5 separate regions of the Mus musculus genome follow, and all the other regions are linked to region 1. A link is a loop called in an ENCODE intact Hi-C map of the cell type or tissue named here. Cell type or tissue: heart. All regions are shown on one strand.

The links. A loop is a pair of places that touch in the nucleus more often than their neighbours do. Peaks named below come from ENCODE experiments on the same cell type or tissue, not always from the same donor. Only the 100,000 strongest peaks of a DNase experiment are listed, where the experiment ranks them.
Region 2: a loop joins it to region 1, with 3 times the contacts of the local background. A loop is called at or near these places in 5 of 42 quality-filtered maps.
Region 3: a loop joins it to region 1, with 30 times the contacts of the local background. A loop is called at or near these places in 3 of 42 quality-filtered maps.
Region 4: a loop joins it to region 1, with 7 times the contacts of the local background. A loop is called at or near these places in 5 of 42 quality-filtered maps.
Region 5: a loop joins it to region 1, with 8 times the contacts of the local background. A loop is called at or near these places in 23 of 42 quality-filtered maps.

What each region holds. Positions count from the first base shown.
Region 1 is chr11:36,043,288-36,048,287 of GRCm38, reverse strand. It overlaps Tenm2 (teneurin transmembrane protein 2), which reads left to right. Exons shown (of 29, transcript NM_011856.4): 23 at 647-1,521. Among named protein-coding and RNA genes, the nearest start is that of Gm42072, 48 kb to the right of the region's middle. In heart, a CTCF peak has its summit at 2,457 (motif pointing left); a DNase peak (open chromatin) is centred at 2,457; H3K4me3 peaks cover 564 bases; H3K27ac peaks cover 348 bases; H3K27me3 peaks cover 806 bases.
Region 2 is chr11:36,487,900-36,492,899 of GRCm38, reverse strand. The region is part of intron 2 of Tenm2 (teneurin transmembrane protein 2); the gene reads left to right. Among named protein-coding and RNA genes, the nearest start is that of Gm33585, 130 kb to the right of the region's middle. In heart, a CTCF peak has its summit at 2,589 (motif pointing right); no DNase peak of the experiment used is centred here; H3K27me3 peaks cover 219 bases.
Region 3 is chr11:36,382,328-36,387,327 of GRCm38, reverse strand. Tenm2 (teneurin transmembrane protein 2) reads left to right here. Exons shown (of 29, transcript NM_011856.4): 3 at 2,000-2,209. The region is part of intron 1 of Gm33585 (a long non-coding RNA gene); the gene reads right to left. Among named protein-coding and RNA genes, the nearest start is that of Gm33585, 27 kb to the right of the region's middle. In heart, a CTCF peak has its summit at 2,992 (motif pointing right); no DNase peak of the experiment used is centred here.
Region 4 is chr11:37,183,710-37,188,709 of GRCm38, reverse strand. It overlaps a transcript of Tenm2 not described here. Among named protein-coding and RNA genes, the nearest start is that of Gm51890, 200 kb to the right of the region's middle. In heart, a CTCF peak has its summit at 2,386 (motif pointing right); no DNase peak of the experiment used is centred here.
Region 5 is chr11:36,524,441-36,529,440 of GRCm38, reverse strand. All of the region lies in intron 2 of Tenm2 (teneurin transmembrane protein 2), which reads left to right. Among named protein-coding and RNA genes, the nearest start is that of Gm33585, 170 kb to the right of the region's middle. In heart, a CTCF peak has its summit at 2,833 (motif pointing right); a DNase peak (open chromatin) is centred at 2,840.

The DNA of each region.
Region 1 (5,000 bases):
TTCTTGGGCTAGGGCCACCTTCCAAGCCACATGGTTGCTTTTTCCCAACTTAGACAAATGTGTCATCTCTAAATGAACACAGCCTTCCCTGACCCATGGCTCGCAGAGCTGACGCTGGGCTGAATTGCCTTGGTCCCTTATGCATTTATCTACCTGTACAACCGCATTGGATGGCTGTAGCCCTGGTTAGTCATCTGGAGCTGAGAAACACTGGTGTGGATGGAGCTGCCAGGATCGAGTCAAGACAGATGAAACTGAAGGCAGAGTCTGTCACATGCTCCCCTCCTCTCTATCATAAACAGCCAGCTCAGGCAAATGGTTCAGTGATGAGCCCTCCTAGTACAGCTTGCTACTTAAAGGCTAAGTTGGTGCTGGAGAGATGCCTCAAGCTGGGCCTTGAGGAAGACTTGGGTTCAAGTCCCACCATCCATGTGGTGGGTTACAACTATCTATAACTCCAGTTCCAAGGGATCCAACGGCCTTACCCTTTCTGACCAGGCATGCACGAGGTTCCCACATGCAAACAGGGAAAGCATTCACACACGGGAAATAAAATGAATATTTTTAAAAGCTAAGTCATTTTCTCCTAGACGAATAAAATTAACATGTTCGAGGCTGTTCTTGAAATGCCATCTGTCGTGTGCAGGTCCGTCTAGAATGGCCGACAGACCTCGCCGTCAACCCCATGGACAACTCCCTGTACGTTCTGGAGAACAACGTCATCCTGCGGATCACGGAGAACCACCAGGTCAGCATCATCGCGGGACGGCCTATGCACTGCCAGGTTCCCGGCATCGACTACTCGCTCAGCAAACTCGCCATCCATTCTGCGCTGGAATCAGCCAGCGCCATTGCTATTTCTCACACTGGGGTGCTCTACATCACTGAGACGGACGAGAAGAAGATCAACCGCCTACGCCAAGTCACCACCAATGGAGAGATCTGCCTCTTAGCCGGGGCGGCCTCAGACTGTGACTGCAAAAACGATGTCAACTGCATCTGCTACTCGGGAGATGACGCTTACGCCACGGACGCCATCCTAAACTCGCCGTCCTCCTTAGCCGTGGCTCCAGATGGCACCATCTACATTGCAGACCTTGGGAATATCCGGATCAGGGCGGTCAGCAAAAATAAACCCGTTCTTAACGCATTCAACCAGTATGAGGCTGCATCTCCGGGAGAACAGGAATTGTACGTGTTCAACGCTGATGGTATCCATCAGTACACTGTGAGTCTGGTGACTGGGGAGTACTTGTACAATTTCACATACAGCGCTGACAATGACGTCACCGAGTTGATTGACAACAACGGGAATTCCCTAAAGATCCGCCGGGACAGCAGTGGCATGCCCCGCCACCTGCTCATGCCTGATAATCAGATTATCACCCTTACCGTGGGCACCAATGGAGGCCTCAAAGCCGTGTCCACTCAGAACCTGGAGCTGGGCCTCATGACTTATGATGGGAACACTGGACTCCTAGCCACCAAGAGTGATGAAACTGGATGGACAACTTTTTATGAGTAAGTAGGCTTTTGACCAATCTCTATAGAGCTCTCCCCTCCTCTAGCTGGCATCCAGATGAACCACTCGCATCGTCTTTAAAACTGCCTAGTCACGTCTTGCTAACTCTAATGACTTCTTATAGCTGCAGGATATTCATGTCCCTTCTCCCGACTCCTAAATGATTTGCTCTGTCGGGCCTCTGATATTGAGCATCCTCCCTGCCAGCATTGGGAATTCCTGTTGTCTGCTTGCCGTTCAAACTTCAGGATATTGGACACGCACAGCACCTGGGAGATAAAGTGCTGATTAACCCCACTGATTATTCATGTTTGCCATGGGTGCGGAAATTAGAAACGAAGAGGGAGGGTCCCAGCGGGGCTTCTGTGATTTAACAATAGGTCCAGCAACACACTTGATTGCACAGACAGGTAGATAAACTCTGAATTTCCTCTTTAGCAGAAGCAGATCAATACAGATAAAGTGCTAGGTATATTAAAAGATGTGAGGGCTGGCCATATTTCCCCTAACAATTATCTCATACTTAATAGTTCTACCGTTTGCTTTGCCAAAAAGCTGTTTTCCCCAGCTCCTGAAGCGGCTTTGGTCAAGCAAACCTGCTGCTGCGGGTATTAACCTAAGAGCTGCTGGTTGGAGGAAGCTACTAAGCCTGAGTCCCCAATGACCTGCTGGAGACTGAATGGAATCTGCCAGCCTCTGGGCTCTCCACAGCAGTGAGCGAACGTTAGACATTAGCAAGTCCTGGCTTGCTTTCCGTGTGGCTGCCAGCTGAGAATTTAGTAAGTTAGGGAGGGGATACCACAGAGAGATGGAGGTGGGTGGGACAAGAAAAAAGAAGACTTCATTGTTGATCGCGCTTAAATCAACAATGTTCGCTTCCTGTTTGTACGCCAGTGTGTTTGGGAGAATGCAAAGGAAGCTGTCGCCACCTGCTGGCGGTTTTACTGCATTGCAGAATTGTTTGCCTGGTCCTGTCTTCCTTCTTGGGGCTTATGGGGACTTCTGAGCAGCTTCACATCCTTCAAGGTGCTGGTACTTGGTCGTCCTTCACTAGCCAGTGCTCTTTTCCTCTGTGGGGACCATCTGTATATCACCTTTAGTTCTCAGCACAGTCGGGTTAAGGCTTTAATCCACAAACCTCCCGGACGCTTCCTTCTGGCAACGGTTATATCAAATGACCTTAGACACATACATTGTAGCTGCTAAATCTCTTGAGTGAAGAGCAGAGGCCCTCCTGAATTAGGCCTAGGTTGGAGTCCAGTTCTGAAATTCGGGTGTAGGGATCCCACAGAAATGAGCTCTTTGATTGGAGGCAGCTTGCTGCCAAAGGTCCCCAGCCGAATGAAAATATACACTTGATTCTTTTTTTTTTTTTTTTGAAGTGTTTAATCAAGAGTTACAGTGAAACTGATTCACGTTTTCTCTTTTAATTTGATAGGCTTGAGAATGTGAGTAGATCCAAGCATCTAAATTTTCCGTTGTGGAGAGATTCACACATACAAGTTTTCCTTAGGTTCCCAAGGAAAAACTCAGACACAAGCTGCACTTCCTGTCAGGGGTGTAAGGTCCAGGTGAACATACACAGTGATTGCAGAAGTCTAGAGAAGGAGATTAACAGAAATGAAGAAAACTATGGGATGTGCTTCAGTGAGATGTTCCCCTCAGTTCCAGAATGTTCCAGGAAGTCCCAGCCTTGGAATTAAAATTTCCCCAGTTGCAGACTACTGAGTCCAGATAGAGTATGATGGCCACAGTCCACCTTAGAGGGAATGTCAAACTGCACAGCCTTCTGCAGGACAAAGCCTCGCTTGCCAGGAAGCTCCCAGCCTCGGCATCAGGGAGGCAGTGGTGTGGATGCCCGCTCTGAGATGTGCTTCCCGTTGGCATTGGACAAGTTTCTCAACCTCCCTGAGCGCCTGCGTTCACATCTGTCAGGCGGTAGCATCAGCTGCACAGGAGTTGTGGGTGTCCATTGTTAGCTTTAGATAACTTTAGAAATCAGCAAACCTTGGTATTCAGAAGCTCAACAAAAACGAGATGCTAACAAGACTGGAAAGAAGCAATAAAGCTCATCTCTGTCTCCGGCCCCTCCTGCCTAAAGAAGGATGCGGGTGTTAGACGGGGATATATGTCAGCAGCAGAATTGAGGGGTGCGCTTCGCACTTTAGTCCTCTCTGTGCTTGGTACTTGCTCACAGTTCCCACTTCTGTCGGTCCCCATATCCTGAGGTCCAGAGGCATAAAACATAGAACGTCCCTAAAGCCAGGCCCTCCAGAAGAGAGGCGCTATGATGTGTGCCCTGTGGTTGTGGCCAACTCCTCCATATCCAGCCAGTGGAAAACCAGCAGGTATCACACAGTCTAAATGCTGGCTTCCCGTGGGATGGAGTTCAGCAGTTATGTTATAGAAAGAGCAGGCTCTGTGGTCTTCCAAACAGGAATGGTTCACTCTGGAAACAGTTACATTCCTCTGTCTTAGAAGGTGGCTTTTGGAGAGCCAACCACAATGGAGATGTAAGAATTGAGCTTTGGGGGATCCTCCCGTGCCTCCATGTTTCCAGAGTAGAGAAGAGCAGCCTTGGTTTAATCTTTGTCTTTTTATCTATTTATGAGGCATAAAATGCTGTCCATTTCACTGCAGTCCAAATCCCCAGTACTTTCTCCATGTTTGGTGAATGGCTGCCACCAAGGTCCTGCCAAGTCTGTTGAGGTAAAACAGAGACCTCATTGCTGGTTATCACTGCTCTCAGTCCAAAGGGATAGTCCAGAGGTTCCTATAGAGAGAGCTGAATCTGCATATCTGTTGTGGGGGAAACAAGCAGCTGCACCCCCTCCCCCCCTCCTCCGAAAGTCAGTCTGCAAGCTAGGGAGCATGCTTTCCCCACACAGCCTGGGAGATGCTTTCCCGTGCCCTCCCCTCCACTTCCCCCAGAGTGGAAACTCTATTTCCTCCTCTCAGACGAGTGGCCAGCAGCAGCCTGCCCAGAACAGAAGTCCTGGAACTACGCAGGACCAGACTTCAAGTCCTGCTCCCGTTCCAGAGAATACACTCAACACAGTCCTTGCCTGGTCGATCTCTGCTGCTGAGCACTGTGCAAGACACCTGAAGCCCAAACATTATCGTTGCATCACTTTCTTATTTTAAAATACTTCTATGCGTCTAAAATATGAAAGGAAGCTACAATTACTAAACTATAGGAATAGTCGAATAAAACAACAATTAGTCAAAAATCCCACACAGAAAAATACCATTTAATACTTATACGTCTGTATTTTCAGAGATGCTTATCTACGCTTGGAAACGCATGTGCTGGGGACAAAATGTTCTTTGTTTTTCCTTTTCCACTCAACCCTGAGTCTGTGTGCGTGCAGTGTGCACATAAATGCGTGCCGATAAATAGGAGCCCACGCTGTTCATTTTGACAGCCGCCTAGGTTTCTGTCTTATGTATAGGTAATTATTTAATAATCTTTAACAAC
Region 2 (5,000 bases), 440 kb before region 1:
CCTCTCATTTGAGGAGAAAAATCATCTGTAGATCTGGTCATTGGCTAATATCTAGAGACCCTCCCATGGGTCTCTAGAACATAAAAGGCAGATTCTCTCACTTCATTTACGTTTGTTTAAATAGAATGAGTATGAGGAGCTAGCATGCAGATCAAAAACCACCTCGGAACCATCCCAACAGTCTTTTCAGACCCCATGCTTGAGTTGCATTAGCCTCTGGGGGTAAATATGTCTCCAGAAGCTAGAGAGGACAGATGCCCTCATCTCTCGCCAGTGTCTCTGTCTGCTTGGACACACAGAGTGTTCTCTCAAGAGTCTCAGCAAGAAACCTTAAGACTAGCATCAGTCCAGTGAGCAGCTCGGAGCACATTGTCAAGGCTACTTAGACAAGCCCCATATGACTTGTGGAGGCACACTCCCTCCTCCCACTCCCTATGCCAGCTGTCCCCAGCCAAGGCCATATGCCAGACATACACGTTCACTGCCCGGCAACATGTGACCACTGGTTCAAGTGCATGGATGGCCTGTGAATTGCCATCACACAGATATCCGTATAAACCCACGACACATCTCTGGGTTTTCCAGAGTTGCTGTGGTGCCCACTTTCCTCCCTGCCTTTGCTTTTCATCTTAAAGAGCTTATAGTGCATTAAAGTGCAAAATGGTCCTTTGCTGGGACTATTTTCTCATTCTCTATCATCTTCTTTGAACCGTTTAACAGTGTCCTGGTTACCTGTCAGATGGACAAATGCCCTCCTACGTTAACCACACCTAGTCCTCCGGCATTCTCTGTGACAGGGCAAAGCATGTGAGCATGCATGTGGGGGCTGCCTCTCAGACTTCTATTTTATTTTATTTTATTTTATTTTATTTTATTTTATTTTATTTTATTTTTTGAAGTTATTCTGAAGATCTCTTGGGAAGTAGTTGGAGGTTGGATTCATAAAACTTTAAAATGTCAGAGCTGGAAGGCAGTGTAAATTACATGTGGTCTAATTGTCTCATTATAATGATGAAGAAATTGAGTCCCAGGGAGGGTGAGGTTTGCCCCAGTTTACCCCGACAGAGACTGCACTGCGCAGTGTCTGTCTGTCCTTCATATTGCCCTGGGACCCCCAAGATATGGAAAGTTGCCCCGTGGGTTGGTTGTCCAATGCTTTTGTCCTATAGATACCAACACAGTTTATTCACAGGGATGAGAAGTCAGGGAAAGGACAGAGGGTGGGGTGAGGGGAAGCAGAACTCCTGACTCCCAGGTTGGCTGTTTCCCTGAACTTAACACTTAGTCCTCGAGCATTCCCAGGTACCCTCACTCTAAGGTTTTCTCTTTCCCGATTCCTTTTATTGTGTAGCTCACAGAAGGTTGGTAGTAGTACCTGCTAATCTTAAAGCATTGCAGCATCCCTCTGGCTGCCCTAAACCCTGACTGCATCTCTAAATAGTTCCCTTATTAAACTCTTCCCATATCATCCAGTCCGGGTGTCATCTAGTGTCGTGCTAGCTCCTTAGTTGATAATGTAGACTATAGAAACAAACAAACAACCCCTACCACCGCCTAGCTCTCTGCATCTTCACCAACACCATCAGTCTTCCATACTGAACTTACTGTGGATAGCTTAATACTTGGCATCAGTACTGCCTAGGTATGGTAATCCATGGTCAAGGATAAAAGCCTAAATTCAGAGTCTTGGGTTCAAACTATGGGTGGTTTTTTTTTTCAGCCTTTTGCTAGCTGTTCCTTAACCAGCTAATTGCTTAACTTCTCTGTCTCCATGAAGACACAATATGAATATGTTCAAAGGACTTTGAACACGTCAGTGCGCATTATTAAATGCCCCTAAGCTCCCAGCGTGTACTACCAGCTAAATAAATGTTAGCACAATCACTGTTCACTGTTAGAACTCTTATTCCATAGATGGAAACTTTTATAAGGACTGTGATTCCACATAAATAGAAAAACTTGCAGTTTGTCTCAAACCTTTTACACCGTCATAAAAGTTCACGAGGATAGAGATTAAGTTCCCAGGGATGCTGAAGAAGGGGGTGCGGGTGAGAATTGGGTGTGAGTCACTGGGGTGTGAGGACAGATGGGACAGGAATGTAGACTGCACCATGCCGGACAAGCCGGGATGTGCCTGGGGTCTCTGATGTGCCGGCCAGGGTTGGAATTCATCCCCCTTTCAATAAGATGATGGGTCTGGGAGGAGGCACGGTGTGTGTGATCTGTTGCCCCACGAGACTCCTTGAGAAAAAGCCATGAGCTGGATATTCCCACAAGCTCAGAGACACAACAGCTACTTTACTAAGGTGCTGATGGGCACCCACCTGGAGACAGAAGTTATTCAGTTGTGTCCTTTGTTTTGTTTTGTTTTGTTTTGTTTTGTTTGTTCCTATTTGTCCTTCCACCTGTGTATCTGATGAGTATTCAGACTTGAGAAACTGACCACACTTTATCCATGAGTTTCCTTAAGCTATCCTTATTCTTGTGCTATACTCTCCTTGGAGGAGAGCCTGAAGCTGACCATTCAGATAAAAGCCTCTTTCCCAGTTCTACCTCCCCCTGCTGCATTCCCTCCGCAGTGCTTTTCCCCTTCCTTCCTCTAGGGGGCAGTAAATTCTGACATGGTCCTGACATGGTCCAGTTTCTGCTCTTGTATCCTTAAACAGAAGACTGTGACACTCTTCTAGAAAAAAGGGAAATAAAGCCATCCCATCTTCTGTGGCCCGGGACGGCGACGACTCTCTGTTATTACTTTATGTCAGACAAGAAAAGAATTTAATACACTGTCGGAGGGTGTGGGAACCTCGGCAGAAGGCAATTGTTTTCTATATAGTCTCTGAGTTAGCTCTTGGCACTCACCTAAGTGAGGATGACCCTGGCTTCTTCTGATTATCCTCTCTTTGCTTATTTTCTCTCTTGCTTTTATTAGAATTTCAATTATTGGCCCAGAAGGTAATTACAGGGTAATTAACAGGCTATCCTGCTAGGTAGGTATTAACAGGGTCCCCTGAATGTGAATAAATGTTAATACCCATAGCTATCCCTAAATCTGGCTTCTGGTCGCGTCCACACCTTTATGTGCACGGGCTGACCCAAAATATATCACTGTGACACCGAAGTTCAGGACTATTGATAGCTAAGTAAAGGAGGGCGTTGATTCTCCCATTTCTACACTGCTGAAAGGTCACCCTCTCTCACACTCTCCTCCACTCTCGATATTCTTGGCACTCATTTTATTCCCTCATTGCCCTCCATGGTACTTAAGACCTTCTATCAAGTGATGTAATTAGTTATTGAGAAGCTATCTGTCTTCTTTCAACCACTATACACAAACTCCAACAGAGCAGAAACTTGGTATGTATCCTCTGATTTATCCAGTGCCTGGTGGATGCTCAGCTCACATCCAGTGTTCTGTCAATTGACAAGTGCCTAAAGGAGGTTACACACAAGTACACACACACACACACACACACACACACACACACACACACACACGCGCGCGCACACACAAAGTGTTCTGATCTTCTATTTAGAAAAAATATGGACTTTGATTGAACAAATTTCCTCTGAAAATAATATCCTATGATAATGTTAGTAATATCACTGCAAAAAAAAAAGGAGTTTTTTTGTTTTTTTTTGTTTTTTGTTTTTTGTTTGTTTGTTTGTTTTGTTGTTGTTGTTGTTGTTGTTGTTTTTAAATGGCTAATCTATTACTTTTGGATTATTAACAAATTAGAAAGAGAACGTCTTATTCCCTAATGCTACTCCAGAGCCATGAGTACCTCAGCAGTCCTGTATTAGAAGTTCCTGACTCACAGGGTTCTATCCCAGCACCCCCAGAGGAAACTGGAGGTTCCCACCTAGTTTCTAAGCAGCTCTGGAAGCCTTGCCTTTTCGCCTCCCACAGTAGCTGTATCCAGAAATTCTCACGTATCTGTTAGAACAGGGATGGAAACAGACGTGGTGCCAGGAAGACAACTTCCAACAACAGAAGCACCTGGGAAAGTTTCATCCACTTAGAATCATTTGTCTGCTTTCAGCAGTGAGCTCTGTGTGCCATGAGAAGCGGCTCCAGGCTGGAAAGAGTGAGGCAGAAAGAAACACAGTGTCTGACTCAGGCCTCACTGGAAGAATGTGTTGGTTTTGACTCTCAGATGGCCTTTTTGGAAGGGAATCAAAAGTGACTCTCAGTTGAAGCATGCACACACATAAACACACACACACACACACCTGCACGTGTAGGTGCACACAGCTCAGGATCTCCCTTGAGCGAGTGACATAAGAAGGTGCCAGCTCTTAGGAAGAAAGATCCCCTCCTGCATGGAAGGACCTCAGCTGTCTTTATTGCATGGGTTTCACCTGTGTCACATATTACATACAGCTTCTCTCTCAGACAGAAGGAATTACAGAAAACGTGAAAAGGAAGAGGTAATGTTCGTGCTGGCTAATTATTTTCCCAGAGATCTGAGCACCTCCCTTCCTCTACTCCTGTCCTTCTGCAGTGGTGGTGCCCACGTGAGACACTGTGGGGACCTACATAAGTGCTTGATCCTCTGCAGTTACGGGTAGGCTATGGTGAGGTTAGGGACAAAAAGCTGATTTTGGCTATTCTGCTGGTATTGATCCCTGCTCATCAGTAAGGTTTTGCTGTGCTGGCTCAGATCTGTGCTTAGGCAAAGGAGTCCACACGTTTCCTGCCACCGCTTACTCAATCTATTACCGAGTCACATCAGCATTCAGGATGCTCTCCCCCTTTCTTTGACCCAGTTTTTAAAACATCCAACTAAAAATGCTTCATTAAGTTTATATAGAGGTTGCAAGGCAATCAGAATTTGTCCTATGGCTGTTACCAGAAGGATTACTATAAGACCTCTATCCCTTCCCTTCCAAAAGTCCCTGTCTTTTGAACCAAAAAGGAAAACAAATGAAAAAAAATTGCTGATGTACAGGAATACCTTACTGAAATTACAATTGAGTTTCCAGATTTTGGGGGGAGGAGG
Region 3 (5,000 bases), 340 kb before region 1:
GGCTGAGAGCAGATATTCCAGAGGACCCAAGTTCAGTTCCTAGCATCCACATTGGTCAACTCAACTGCAACTCCAGCTGAAAGAGATCTTACACCCTCTTCTGACTTCTATGAAACATTTGTAGAGACACATAAATTTCAAAACCTCAAACTCACTTAAACTTCTTTTATCTTCAACTTTGTGTCACCTCTGTCCTTCCAAAGGGCACCATTCTGACAGTAGTTTGATGCCTCCTTACGACTGTTCCTTCCATTCTCTCTCTTCAGAGTCACTTGCATTTTCTTCAGAGACTTGTTCAAGCTTCCACTCGTTCAGGGATCCTTATGCAATTTTTAAACCCTGACTCCTGCCAAAACATCTCCTTCTTCGGCCCTGATGGTACCCTATTTTAGTGCATTCCACCATCCTGTTTCTTATCATCTGAACCCCCTCTGACTCCTCACTAGATCTGAGGGCAGAATGGTGGACTCCTTAGGACTCAAAACAACTGCACATGCATTGGTTGAACCAAAACCATCCATCCAGGGTACCGTATAGTGCAGTTAATAATAATAAATCAGGAAATACAGTTATGAAAGCAGCAGCAAGTGCTGGTATCTAGCAGAATGTCTGAGTGCACCTCTGTGTGTGCAATTCTTCAGGAAAGTGTAACTTTTCAGGCATGAACACCTCTCCGAATCAAACTGTTCATCTGACTCTCCAGTTTCCCTCCACATCTCAGTTTCATGGGCTGCTTCTCCTGGCTCATATTCCTTAGTTTCCTTGCAAACAAACCACACAGGCAACAATTAAAATGACCCTGTGCACAGTTGGCAGAATGTGTAGACAGAAATTGTCATTGCTCAAGAGTCAGTGTGAGGAGCCTGCTGCCAGTGAGGAAGAGGTTCCGACAGCCATCCATATGGAAGGGACCTTCTTTGCCTAAGGTCACCTCCAGGTTATTCCCCACTCTCCTAGACTGACTGCTGTTCATTATGGCATAGGGCATCCCTGCTTTACCTAACAGGAAGTCCTCCACAATATCCAAATAAACCATGTGATGCAATGAATGATCAAACCACTGGCATGCCAATGCAGGCTCTGTCTGTCCATCTGGTTTCATCTCCTACCCTAAGCTAAAGGATTTGGTTTTTAGTATGGCCTCTTGATTTGTTCACTGGGGATACAATTTTGAGTACCAGGTACTAATAAGGTCTATGAGGATACTGAAATGGGCTGATGGGCTAGAGAAAGTAGTTCTTGTTTGAAGCATGCAGACATGGAGAGCTTCACTGAAGAGAAGCTGAAGTCTTGAGAATACTGGCCAGGCAGTAGAAGCAGGAAAGAAAGTAAGAAAGAAACTCTTTGCAAAGGGGGAGTAGTTTGACATGTTCATGCAGAGGAAATAAGAATGCCTGTTCACTGGAGAATAAAGAGCCATGTGGGAAGGGTGTCCTCTTGGTAAGGGAGGTGGGTGAACACCTATGATCCAGAGAAGGTAGGATAAGCCCAGAATCACAGGGAGGAGAGGTAATTATTTCTTCCCTCATACAATGGAAAGCAATTGGAGGGTATCAAGAGGATATGAGCTGATTTCGACCTGGGAAACGTCATCTCAATTGCTATGGAGAAGAGACAGGGTCAAGGGAGAGTTGGTGGACTCTCTCTCAAGAGTATAAACAGGAAGACCAGCAAGGAGATGGCTCAGGGAGAGATGGGGAGGACTTGGAATCATAGCAAAGGAGAGAGAAAAAACTAAACTTTTTCTAGACGGATTTCACTCAAATGGATGCCCTTTCTGAATTATATTCATAAAGTATGAAGTATCATACAAGCAGTGGTAATGCAGTTGAGCTGGTTAAGAAACACCATAACCGTTCTGAAAAGTGCATCTGGAACATTAAAAAAAAATACATATATACATATATATTTGTATTGTGAGCTGGTTTCAATGTAACTTTCTTAAGATGCTCTCATGACACTCATTGCTGACCTTTGACCCCTCTGTCCTCTTTCCCAGGTCGTCCCATTCCACCTACATCCTCGTCTAGCCTCCTCCCATCTGCTCAGCTGCCTAGCTCCCATAATCCTCCACCAGTTAGCTGCCAGATGCCATTGCTAGACAGCAACACCTCCCATCAGATCATGGACACCAACCCTGATGAGGAATTCTCCCCCAATTCATACCTGCTCAGAGCATGCTCAGGGCCCCAGCAAGCCTCCAGCAGTGGTAAGGAAACTCTGTGGTGTCTAATTGTGTGGTGTTTTGTGCTTGACATTTGTGAGTCTCCAGCAAAATGACAACTATTGAAACAAAGGCTGGGAGAAAGTGGTGTGGGGAGCACCAAGGTGAAACGCATTTGTCATTTTGTGGCGTGGTAGTTCTAAGAGGCGTCTGTTGAAGGTCACCGCCGTTGGAGAGGTTTTCCTGGTTATAACAGGCTCTGGACCTCCTTCTGAGGGAGGAATTTGCCCAAGGCTACATGTGAAAGCATGCAGGACTCAAAGGTGAAGTGTGGGGAGACACTGGAATATTGAATTTTGTATTACTATGGTTGTGGTCATAGCTGAGTGACCCTGGACACCCTCACATGCCCCATCCCTGTGCCTCCCAGTTCTGCTGTTTTTTATCATTGGCTTCTGACTTCCCCTTGCTTGTTTCATATGGTTTTGTGATGAAAATGTGTTCCCTTGACATGAATACTGAATTCCATGCCAAGACTGAAGTGTTTGGGGTATGACCTCTCTGTGACCTTCTGCTTGTGCCACTTCACTTGAATTTAATGAGCTGATCATGAGGCACTGTGATAAACACAGCTTCTAAATTCAGAGCTCTTGTTTGGGTTTTCTTGTTCACAGAACAGAGGGACCGAACACTAGGTTCTGCTCCACTTTTGAGGATTTTGTGCCTCAACTCCTACTCTCCAAGTCTTAGAAAGAATTGGCCCAAGTGCAGCAATAATCAGGCCTTATTTTGGATTCAGTAATTGGTAGACTGTTCACCTGAACATAAGAATACAGAAGAGGGCGCAGTTACCTAGGGATTCAGTATCCATGTCCCGGGGGATGGGGAGTATGGTACTAATTACTTGCACTTGACCCAAAGCTTTGGCACTGCCTTCTGAGCTAACTGCTCATGATATTCATTAACACAGATCATCAAAAGCAATAGAGATGCCAAGAATTCTCCCTGCGAAGATTTCTCTGGCTCTATCCATGAATATAAGCTACCAGTGGTCTCAACCTCACCAATTATAGGGGACCTCCTAAGTATATTAAGATGATTCATTTAGCAAATGGACCAATCAAATGCTACTTATGATGGCCCATGCCCTTCTTCAAAGCCAGGCCTGATATATTTAGCAAACTCATATTCTTTTTTTTAAAAAAAAATTATCTAATCAAATCTCTCATCAAATGAGCAATCCATTGTTGATATTATGAAGGCCTTTAATCTACCATAAATCTTTATTAGAACTCATCAGAGCTTCTAGTTTGAGAGAAATGTGATTATGGCACTCTTAAAATGACATTACATCATCGGGGTGATTGGTTTATCATTTGGAGAAGAGACATCAATCATAACTAACATAACCACACAGTAAATGAATTCAACCTTTCTACCGCGGAACAATGACACCGTAATTGCTCAAAATCAGGCTTAAAATGAAATCGGAAAATGCTCTTTCTTCAAATATGATGTTAACTTAATGGAATATATTATGAAAAATCATGTTTGAGGAAATTCTATATAATTAAAAATATGTGGAAATATATTTCCTTTTTTCTTTCATCAGAACCTGATTTTAGCTTCAGCACTATATTTTCTCTCTCTTTTTTCTTTTTTTTCTTTTTTTCTTTTTTTTCGACAGAGATTATGTTGCATTTAATTGAACTACCCTCGCCTGTGTTTTGCTACTTTTTATTTCATACTATGCAACCGTGATGAATATTGTATTATGAAGGACAAGAGGCTTTTGAAATGATGTGCACCTGCTGATAGCTTTTCAAAAACAGACAATTATTAAAGAGAAAATGAGCTTTTAGAAGCGGCATCCTTTTATGCATGTATGGATACCCAAGCAAAGATGACTTCCATAAGCGGGGTCAGCTGTTATCACAGGGACATCCAGCATGTTTTCTTAGTGACAGCACGCAGAGCAATTCCTTCCCTTTTGGATGGTGGGTGTATCAGCTTGTTGGTTGTCAATAGAGGATTTTTGTTGTTGTTGTTGGCTTTGTATAGAAATCAAGAGCTCATCATTTGGGTGGGCAGAACAGATCTATAGATTTAGAGCCAAACTTACTCGCTTTTCATCAGCTACACCAATTTGTTCAGCTTGCTTCAAAAACTGATAGTGATTTTAGCTTCACTGAGAGAAGGAAATGGCACCAAAAGGGCAAAGGTCCATTTTCATACCAAACAAGAGCCATGCTCACACTATTTCTCCAGCAGAGGGGTGAGAACCTCATTGAATGGCCGCCTTGTTTCCAACAGCCTCTTATCAGAGGGTGCGCTGAGGCTCGGACAAGCAAGGAGTCATCCAACGCGCTTCACTCTTGCTCAGCTAAAATTGAGAGCATGCCCAGTTGGGGTATGTGGGCACTTGAACGTGTATATATGTCTTGTGGAATGGATCTGGGGTCCCGGGCAAATTGGAGCTTCTATCAAGATCTGAATGCAATTGCCATGAATTTAAATTTGACGTAAAGGATTGAAAATGGAGTTTGACACCAAAGATGCAGAGTGCAGAGCAGTGCCTGAGTGTTTTCGATTGGGTTTGATGAAAGTGGCTGAGTTTGTCAGGTGCTGTAGGCACCAGCACTGGGGCCCCTGTGTTTGGGTATGTTAAGTTTAGCCGGTTAATCATGAAGAATATCTTTAAGTTGGTCCTTTGGCAATGACAGTGGAATCTTAAAACCATGTAGCAGTTCAGACTTTGTTGGTTTTTTTGCCCCTTAGTTAAAATACCTTCCAGCATATAGAGTCCATTCACAACAGGAAAACATTATTTCTTGCC
Region 4 (5,000 bases), 1.1 Mb before region 1:
TATATATATACATAAATATATATATTATTCATATATGTCTATTATATCTGTTTTCATATATATCTATTCTTATTATTTCTATTATTTTTATTTTAAAAGATTGAGCTTCAGGATAAAAATAAGCCAATTTATATTTGCTGACACTTTGCCTTGAGCATAGTACAAATTCACTATGATATTATAGTTGATTTAAAGAACTTGTGAATGTAAAGGAATACAATAAACATCAAAAACCATGCAAGCAAGTATTGTTATTGTGTGATATAGGCAGAAAATATAAAAGTTTGCACATGAAGTTAGGTATTTTATTTTATACATCGTCCCCATTTTCCTTGATCATAAGTTACCATTATTCTCTTGAATGCTGAGTAATACAACCTTTGTGTTGCATTCATATATATGTGTGACACACATATATGTGTATGTGTGTGTGTGTGTATATATATATATATATATATATATACATATACATATACATATACATATACATATATATATATATATATGAATGAATACACTTTCTTCCCCCACCTCTCCTTACATACACACATACACGCATCCTGGCATGCTCAGGTGCATCTCTATCCACCAGACCAAACTTTATCACTAATGCCACCATGCAGTTGGGGAGTGCACTCTGCTTCCTTCTAGATCTAAATTTTGTAACTTACTACATGAGAATGCTTTTATGAAAATACCCAGTAAAACCCTTTCACGTTTATCAGTTTTGAATCTGTATTCTTGTTTATACATCTTCTGGTGTTATCGCTGGAGATTTGAAAAACAATTCTTAAACTTCTTAACAGTAAAGAATGAAAATTACAGACCCTCACTTTAATTAAGCTGAATTATATTTCAGTATTGTCTATTCTACCTCAGACAGCAAATTCTCTTTTATTGTTTGTCATATATGCTCTGGGCATTTGTGGTATCATGAGCTTTGATTGAGTAACTCCCACCCCACTGTGATGTGGTAAATTCTAGTATGAGAAATAGAGTTAAAATATTACCTTCCTCTCAAGTATACTATCTAGTCACTTAAACCCTTGGCCTTAAATATTAGTCATACCTCATGTGTTTTTCTCATAGAAGGTAATAGGGAACAACCTCTGAATTTAAATGTTCCCTTTTGCCCTCTGATGACTCCACATGGTCACATTAATATTTTAGTTTATCTGAACCATTCTGGCAGAGCAGATATGGGGCAGGTAGCTCCCTATCTCTACTATCAAATGTCTACCCACTCACTTCAGATCCACATTCAGTCCTGGAGTCCAAAGAAGTGAACAACAACTCTAAAGCCCTTCTTTACTGACCTTCTGATAGCTGGCAAGTCACTTTTTCTGCTAAGACCCAGTCTGTACATCTCTAAAGTCACAGTAGTATTTCCATCTTCATGACAAAGTTATTACTGCCAATGGAGATGGCCACCATTGCAGAATGTTTGTCTGAGATCCTGTGGCCAGGGCTTTTGCTTGTTCTCACAACCTTCATACAGTCAGCACCCCAGGTTTATTATCTTCACAAACACCTCTCCAATATCCAATCAACAATCTTTATTTTAATTTGGTTTGCTTAAGCTTCTGCCTAAGATCAATGTACGGCAGGTGCGATTCAGGGACCTGGCTGAACCTTATTAAGGTACTAAAACCTCTCATCCCTTTCTGTCTTTAGTGTCCTGAGGTAGAAGCAGCCACCTAGGTGAGTTACCTGTTCTACATTTTGAGAAAGACAGTCAATAGCTTCTCAAAATCAAAGCAGTGAAATTTTACATCTCCCAGAGAATCACTGAACATCCTGTATAGATGATGATTTTCTAACGCCACATTCCAGGATCACATGACTGACTGCCGTTTTCTACACGACCCATTTCTTCCTACTCATCGCCGTCTCAAAAGCTCACACCTCTGATTGGTGAATCAGTGCAAGCTAGAAGCCAGCTTGGTTTTCTTTGGCGTCTACGAAACCATATTAATTAGTTTACACCCCTAGATGGTGAAGACTTGTAAATGGAAAACGATAGAAGAGAAGCCAATGTCATTCCTGCATTTTCCTCTCATTTACCTGCAATGGGTTAGCCCCTGACTAGCTCACACACTCTCTCCTGTTACTTCCACCATGTCCTCTGTGTTTTCTAGGTATCCAGCTTTATTTTTCTATTACTTGCCCAGATCCTGATGCCAAGAACTGTGGGGCTCTGTCCTCTACGGACTCACTCTTTTCCTCTTCCCTCCCATTTGTTTGTTTCATCTTCCTGACATTTCTCTTTCCCCCACATTCTAGAGCCAGATCCTTGTTTACATCTTTGCCTCTCTCCTGGCTTCTGTCTCTATAGTAACAAAAACCTAAAGGAGAAACAAGAAATGCTGGGTTCTATCAGCAGGGGGCAGGAGAGTCCTGAGAAGAACAGGGAAGGAGCGCTACAGAAAGCCAGAGATTCCATCTTAATGTGTGAATGATTGCTGATGCCTGCTAAACACCTTTCTTCCCCATCGTTTACCTTCTCTTTCCTCTTGCTTAGAGGACCACTACCTGCAGTATCCTCTGGGGTGGAGTAAGATGTTAGAGCTGATGATCATAATCTCTGGTCGTCTAGTCTTGTTTCTGGCTGTCTACTACCTTTGCTTCAGACGCTGCTCTAGGGTTGTCTACCATGCAGAAACCTGCATGCCATCACTCCAGCAAGTCTTAACTTTGTAAACTTCAATGGGACCCAGGGACATGTAGCCTTTCAAAGTCATCCAGGCCTTCGGGATCTCTTCTCTAGAGAGGTGTCCCCGTACCCACTAAAACTGCTGTTTAAATATGGAAAAGCTCCGCCCCAGAAAAAGGGTAAGATCTTCTGAAAGGTGCCTCCCACAGTAGTAATTATCCCCAGAATCCCAGATATCTGCCTCATAAATATCATCCATTTGAGATACCCGAGGATATTTGTTTTGTCAGTTCAATGACTAATTTGGGGAAGCTTTGATTTCCACCAAAGCTATGACAGATGTTCAAGAGTACAGATTTTAAAAGTTCAGAATTTTGATAGACATCAATCTTGAGCCATGACTTCCATGTCCTCCTTGAATTAATAAATGTGCAGATGTCTACATGCTTGAGTCTCTGCCTCAGTTGTGAAATATATTTACAGAGAGATGTAATTAAAGTTACAGCAAGAACAAAATGAATGAGTTTCTCAGATCAGAGACCCTTCTTCAGCCTGCCTCATTTTATCCTGTTGCCTATTGTGAGTCTTGTAAAAAAAAAAAATGCTTTGGAGTCTTCGGGGCTACTTAGAACTGAAATGACCCCCAAGAAGGTCCATTTCACAGGATCAGGCTGTGAACAGCAGGGCATTGTCTAATCTTGCTTTGCCATAGTTAGAAGATAGATAGCCATGATTGCTGGATTAAAACACCCAGGTATGTGAGCATTAAATTCAATGTTTTGTCAGAATTCCACAGAGAACCAAGAAAAGGATATTAATTTTAAGTGAATAAGTACAATTTTACTCACGGTCTGGGGAATATTATAAGATTACAGGTATAGCTAATTTTAAGAACTTTATGAGCTTTTGTAGAATGCATACTCAAGGGTAAAACCAGCAAGAAATTGCATGTATATTATTGAACAACAAATAAACCACAGTAGAGATGCCGAGTGGTGCAACTGGAATCCTGCCCTTAGAATTTTGGTGGAATGCTGTCCCTCAAGCTTTATTGGGACCCATGTTCCTAGAGCCTTTGCTTTGGGGTTTTGTATTGTCAGCGGTAGTCATAAAAGAGTTAGGGTCATTGGTGGGAGGACTTTATGAAGGGACTGAAACCCCTAGAAAGTAAAATCATTGAAATAAACTAAACACCCTTGTGTTTTATTAGCTAGTGCTTTTCATAGCTCATAATAAAGTCAGCTGAGAAGGTCACTGCTTGAACAGTGCTATGCATATTATAGTGTCTGACTTCTCAAATTGTTTATAAGCAGACAGGGTGAGGATTTTAATAAATACCTGGCCAAGAGAACTGTTCTGGTATATATGCTTATGAATCAAGCAATGAAAAGTTGAATTGGATTCCTTTCCCTCTCTCCCCCTTACCTGCCTTCACCTGGGGGCAGCAAGCTCCAACTGAATTGAAACTATGATTACTATACTCTTTCTCTTCTTTCAGTATTTCATAATTGTAGAAATCATGGGGGCATCGCAGAGCCATTTATGCATTTTCTTTCTAATTCAGCCCAAGGAATTTTTCACTGTTGTCTTTGTCAGCTTTATCCATTTTTTTTCATCAAGTTGCTTTATAGTGGAATACAGGGATCCCACAGGAAAAAAAAATGTTTATCTAAAGGACTTTTTTCCCAGCACAAACCTTGAGGTGTGAATACTAGAATCAACATCAAGTGAGTTCATGGAAGCAGTGTAACAGGAAACCATCAGCAAGGTAGAAATAATAAACACAGAAAGCACAGGGGCTTTTTGGAACAGTGTCCACAGTGTGGAAGACAAGACACAGAAGTGTTAGCACAAAAGGAAAGTGTGTAGTAATGTGTGTCTGTGTGTGTGTGCATATGTGTGCACGTATGTGTGTATGAGTATGTGTATATGTGAGCGCATTTGAGTGTGTATGCATTCAAGTGGGCTTGTGTGAATGTGTGTGTATGTGTGATGCATATGTGCATGCATATGTGCATTAATGTGTATGTGCACGTGTGCACGTGTATGTATATCTGTGTATGTGTGTGTGTGTGTGTGTGTGTGTGTGTGTGTGTGTGTGTGTGTGTGTGTGTGAGAGACAGAGAGAGAGAGAGAGAGAGAGAGAGAGAGAGAGAGACTAATATCTGCAGGAACAGCACTAAAGTTAGAGGCAAGAGTATATTGTGATGAAGCACATATATAATTCATATCTTTGTATTCATGCTATTTTGTGGAGAAATTCACTTTATGAAATAATGAAATTCAGTCCAATAAAACTGAGCTAATATACAACACTGCTGATGTACAGTTATTTTTTTTCCGCTTG
Region 5 (5,000 bases), 480 kb before region 1:
CTTAAGTGATTCTCCCCACCCCCTCTTATAAGTAAGTAGTTATAGCAGATGCTCATGTCTGATTGCCGTATTTGTAAACCGATTCTGTTCACTTGCGTTTTTTTCCTTCCCTTTGAAATATTGTGTTTATTTATTTCAGTGCGTCTTCTTAGAAAGCATATTCAAGAGAGAACACAAGAATAATGTCTACTCTCTGGTTGAATGGGAGGCCATAATTTAAGTAGAGGTATTGAGTTAATATTAGCACTTTTGAGTGAAAGTAGGAGCTCGGAGAAGAGGGGGTGATGATTTATCGTTATTTACATGCTATAACATTGCTTTAATCTCCCTTAGTTACTCCCATGTAATGTGCATTACCAAGAAGAGAAGGGAGCTGAGTGTGTGTTGTGTTAGAACGAAACCTACAATAAACTATAGCAAATGGAAATTTGGTGGGAAATAAGCATACATATTTAACATATAAACCCCTGTATTTTAGCTGCCCAATTACTTCCCTTTTAAAAGCATGTTGGTAATGCCAGCTCTCTTTTAACTGATAGGCTGAGAAACTTGCAGGCCTAGAGGCCTTTTGTTCATCATTTGCTTGACGTCACTCCTATTTTTAATTTCCATATAGACTAAAATTAGTGCCTATGGTTCATTATTGTCATTCAGGAAAATTTTATAAGCATATTGTATCACTGATAAATAGTGGTGAAATATTTCAGAGTGCTTTTTCTTTTGTGCCAAGAACAACTAAAATTCACGGGCATTAATTTCAGCATCACTCTTGGGACAGATTGCCACAAACGTTGGCTTTAAACTGTCCACCTATTTGCTTGTTCATTTATTTATTTACTTGGTTGTTTAGTTGGTTTGGTTTTTAGAGACAGGGTTTTTCTGTGTTGCCCTGGCTATCCTAGAACTCAGTTTGACCAGGCTGGCTCCAAACTCACAGAAATCTACCTGTCTCTGGAGTGCTGGGATTAAAGGTGTGCACCACCACCGCCCGGCGCAGCAGCTCTGCCCTGCCCATACCTGAAGTGTGCACAGTTAATAGCTGTGCTTCCGTGTGCAGAGGTGAAGTTACACAGGCCAGAGTCTGAGATTGAAGAGTGCTGCTTGCCTCTCAGCTGTTCCAGGGGAAACCCCTCCCTTCCTGTTGCCAGAGACTCTCGTTGCTCACATTGGGCTGCTGCAGCTCTTTCTTCAGCCTCTTAAACTAGCGTGAAGACATTTTTTGGCCTTCTGTTATTTAACGTATTTTGTTTGAATGAAGCTAGGAACATTTCTCCACAGAGGAGACTACCTGGATAATCCAAGAGAAGCTCCCATCTCTAGCAGCAACACCCATGGGGATAATCAGAAATCAACATCAAGCCCCTGTTGCTATTCTACATAACATACTCGCAAGTTTACAAATTAAGATGTGGATATATTTGGGAGTTCATTATTCTCCTTAGCATGCCTTGGGTTCTGTTTCAATAGGACTGGAGAGAACGATTTTCCCCCAAATCAGATAAATACATTTCATAATGTTTTGGGAACCATTACTTGTGACTGCGTTAGCTCTGAAATTAAATTAACCCAGACACAAAATTCTCAGTCAGTTTTCACACACACACACACACACACACACACACACACACACACACACACACACCTCAAAGATGCCAAGGAGAGCTCACCCCAGGACCAGTAAGCAGCAGCAGATGTCAGGGGAATCTCTCCCCTCACAGCTTCCCGCTACCAAGCCCCATGTGTCACCCTGTAGCCTACATGACTCGTTCAGAGAAACTCAGCTGTGTCCTTCTGGCTTCCCTCAGGCGCTGATTCCTACAAGCAGACAGTTACTGGTGTCAGCAAGCATGTGGCTATTGCTGGCTGCATGATTAGCTGTTAATATTTGGAAAGGGGACTCACTTGAGCCCCATCCCTTCACCTAGCAGAGATAAACCACTCTTGGGGCAGAGTCACTGGGACTGCTCCAAGATAAGGATGCAGTGTGGTCAGAACGGGGCACTCCTTATTTTCAGGGAAAGATGGAGTAGAGGAGGAAAGAGAGAGGGAGAGAAGTTGAGAAGGGGAAGAGGGGTAGAGAGGTGAGGTGAGAGGGAAGGAGAGAGAGAGAGAAAGAGAGAGAGAGAGAGAGAGAGAGAGAGAGAGAGAGAGAGCACCAACAAAGTGATTCTGTATTATTTTGTAACAAAAATGTATGGAGCCTTCCTTTTGGATTACAAAACAGTAGAAGAGATGGCACTTGCAAGATTCGAAGCTTAGCTTTGTGAGTTCTTAAATATGCTTCTATTTAGGCTTTGGGTCTTCCGTTCCTTCCAGTGTGGGTCAGCAGAGAAATGAGGCAATGTCTTCGTGGCGGGTGTGATGAGGCAGCCAGCTACAACCCTCTTTGCAGCTAGAATGACAGTTTGGGACTTCTTCATCCCTGCAGGACTTGAGCACAGTCGTCAACGCATCTGTCGTTAAATACACATGAGGTTGTGTGTTAAGTAATTATAACTCTATTGGAATGCTATTTAAGAATTAGGCATCATTTTAGTCAATGCCTTTAAAAGCTCACTTTTAGTCCCATTGTGGACAACGGCCCACTCAGCACAGAAAAATGAGTGGGCGGCCCTTTGCCCAAGGATCCTGAATCCTGGCATCTATATGTGGTTTTAATATGGGGAATAAATTTCAGGTGCCCTGCCACAGTTATCCCACCTGAATCCTCACGCCATGGTACCCAGGCCTTGCTCGACGGGGTTCTTATTCTGGGGGTTAGTCTGGTTTCTTTCCTATGCCTTTATTCTCTAGATCTCTGTTCTGGTCTCTCCTTCCTCCATAAGTGCATTCTCAACACGGCCACCAGAGGGCGCGAGGTACAGCCAGATCAAGTCTCAGCTCTCCACGGGCCTGCCATGTCTCTGGGGATAAGATGGGAGAGTCCTTGAGTGACAAGAGAGTCTTTCCACCATTCGAAATCTGTTTCATCTCTTCTGCCCACTGCCTTTGGTTGCAGTCCCAGACCTCTCTGTGTCCTTCAAATTTTGGAAGGAATTCTTCCTCTTCCATCCATATCCTTGTCGTTATTTCCTCTGTGTCAGTGCCCTGTCACCTTAGATGCGTGTTCGTTTCCTCCCTTGCTTGCTTCTTCTGTGCTACTGACTTCCTGGTGCAAGCATATAGTAGGTGCTCAGGAAACAGCTTTTGAATTCGTGAAGGGCTAGACAAAACCAAGCATCCATCCTCTCAGAGACCTTTATTGACAGTCCCACATCGTTTCTCACACCTGTAGCTCATGTCCGACATACTTTACTCAAATATCTCATTTCCGTAGTTGGAGAGAATGGCTGACCATCCAGTACACTCCAGAGTAAAGAAGGGCCTCTTCCTTATTCAGTTTCCCTTCGCATGCTGAGGTATTGCGCCATGTGCTTCTTTCTATCTTATAGGGCAGTGGTTCTTTTTCTTCCTGATGCTACAACCCTTCATGCTGTGGTGACCTCAACTATAAAATATTTTCATTACTACTTCATGACTGTAATTTTGCTACTGTTCATAATGTAAACATCTGTGTTTTCCGAAGAAGATCTTCGGGGACCCCTGTGAAAAGGTCATTAGGCTCTTGAGGGGTCGCAACCCACAGGTTGAGAACAACGTCTATAGGTCCTACATCCTTTATAAAGAAGCAAGTCTTTTGGGCTAGAGGTTCTTTCCTTAAGTTACTGGTGGGTCCTAGAACTAACAAGTTATTTGTTGCATGAAGGAATGAATGGCTAAGTGAAAGTCAACCTGGTGTTCAGAGAACCGTCCAGCAACCTTATTTTTAGTACCTCCTGGTAACTTCTCTCAGGGCACCTTTTCTAAGGTATTTGGTGGTCTTCTTTCCCTCTCATACAAAAGAGTTCCCAGGGTTGAAGACCATGAGTATCTGCTTCATTGCTGTCCCTCATACTTGGTAGAACTCTGCCACCCAGGCCAAGCTCTGTAAATAATTGATGAATGAATAAATTGTAAAGAAAACAAGCCTTCATTTACCAAAATTGGATGTGTGCCTCACTTGTCAAGCACATGGATGTAATGTAAAAGACAGTGCCCAAGCCGGCTGTAAACCAGTGTTCAGGTGTCCCAGGATGACAGTGAGAACCACAGTCCTTCACATTGTGAAAGTCCCAGCAGGCTTTCTCCACACTGTGATTGACATGGAGTGGGACCAGGGGTTCCTCCAACCTTCCCTTCTTCCAGTCTTGCTTTAAGCATCTCATTGCATCTTGTATCATTGATACACTGATACCTCTGCTGTTAACAGGGCCAGAAAACTTCTTGCAGCATTCCAGTTGGGCTCTGGTGTGTCTTTTCTTCCCCAATAGTGGCCTTAATGAATGGCTTTGGAAAAGAAGCTTTGAGAAGAAAATCCTGGTTTTCTTTGTATTTGTGTTGTGACTTTGAGCAGGCTTCTTAGCCTCTCTAAATCTTCTGTATAAAGCAAAGGCTTTTCTTAGCAGGTCCTGGAGGCTGGAGAGATGGCTCTGTGGTTAGGAGCCACCTATTGTACTTGCAAAGGACCAGAATTTGGTTTCCAGCTCCCACCTCAGTGGGCTCAAAACTGCATGGAACTCGTTACCAGATCACACTCCCTCTTCTGGCACTTACAGGCACAGCACACACAAGCACACACATACTCTCTCTCTCTCTCTCTCTCTCTCTCTCTCTCTCTCTCCCCCTTTCGCTTTCTCTCTCTCTCTTAAAAATAAAAATGGCATCCTTTTAAAATGTGTTTAAATGGACTTTATATTGTTTTCACTTGTTCATTCAATGAATATTTTCTGAAGACCCACTGTGTTCCGTGGACTACCTAGTATGGATTATCTAGGAACAAGTGCTGAGCAGTACCTCGAGCTTTCATTCTTGTTTGGCACATGAAGTCTATAGGGTGAGGGCGAGATAACCGTGGAAGGCATTTTCAGTATGTGAGAGCTTCCGAAGCAGAATGTTTAAGACAGAAGGAAGATGCAGACTCC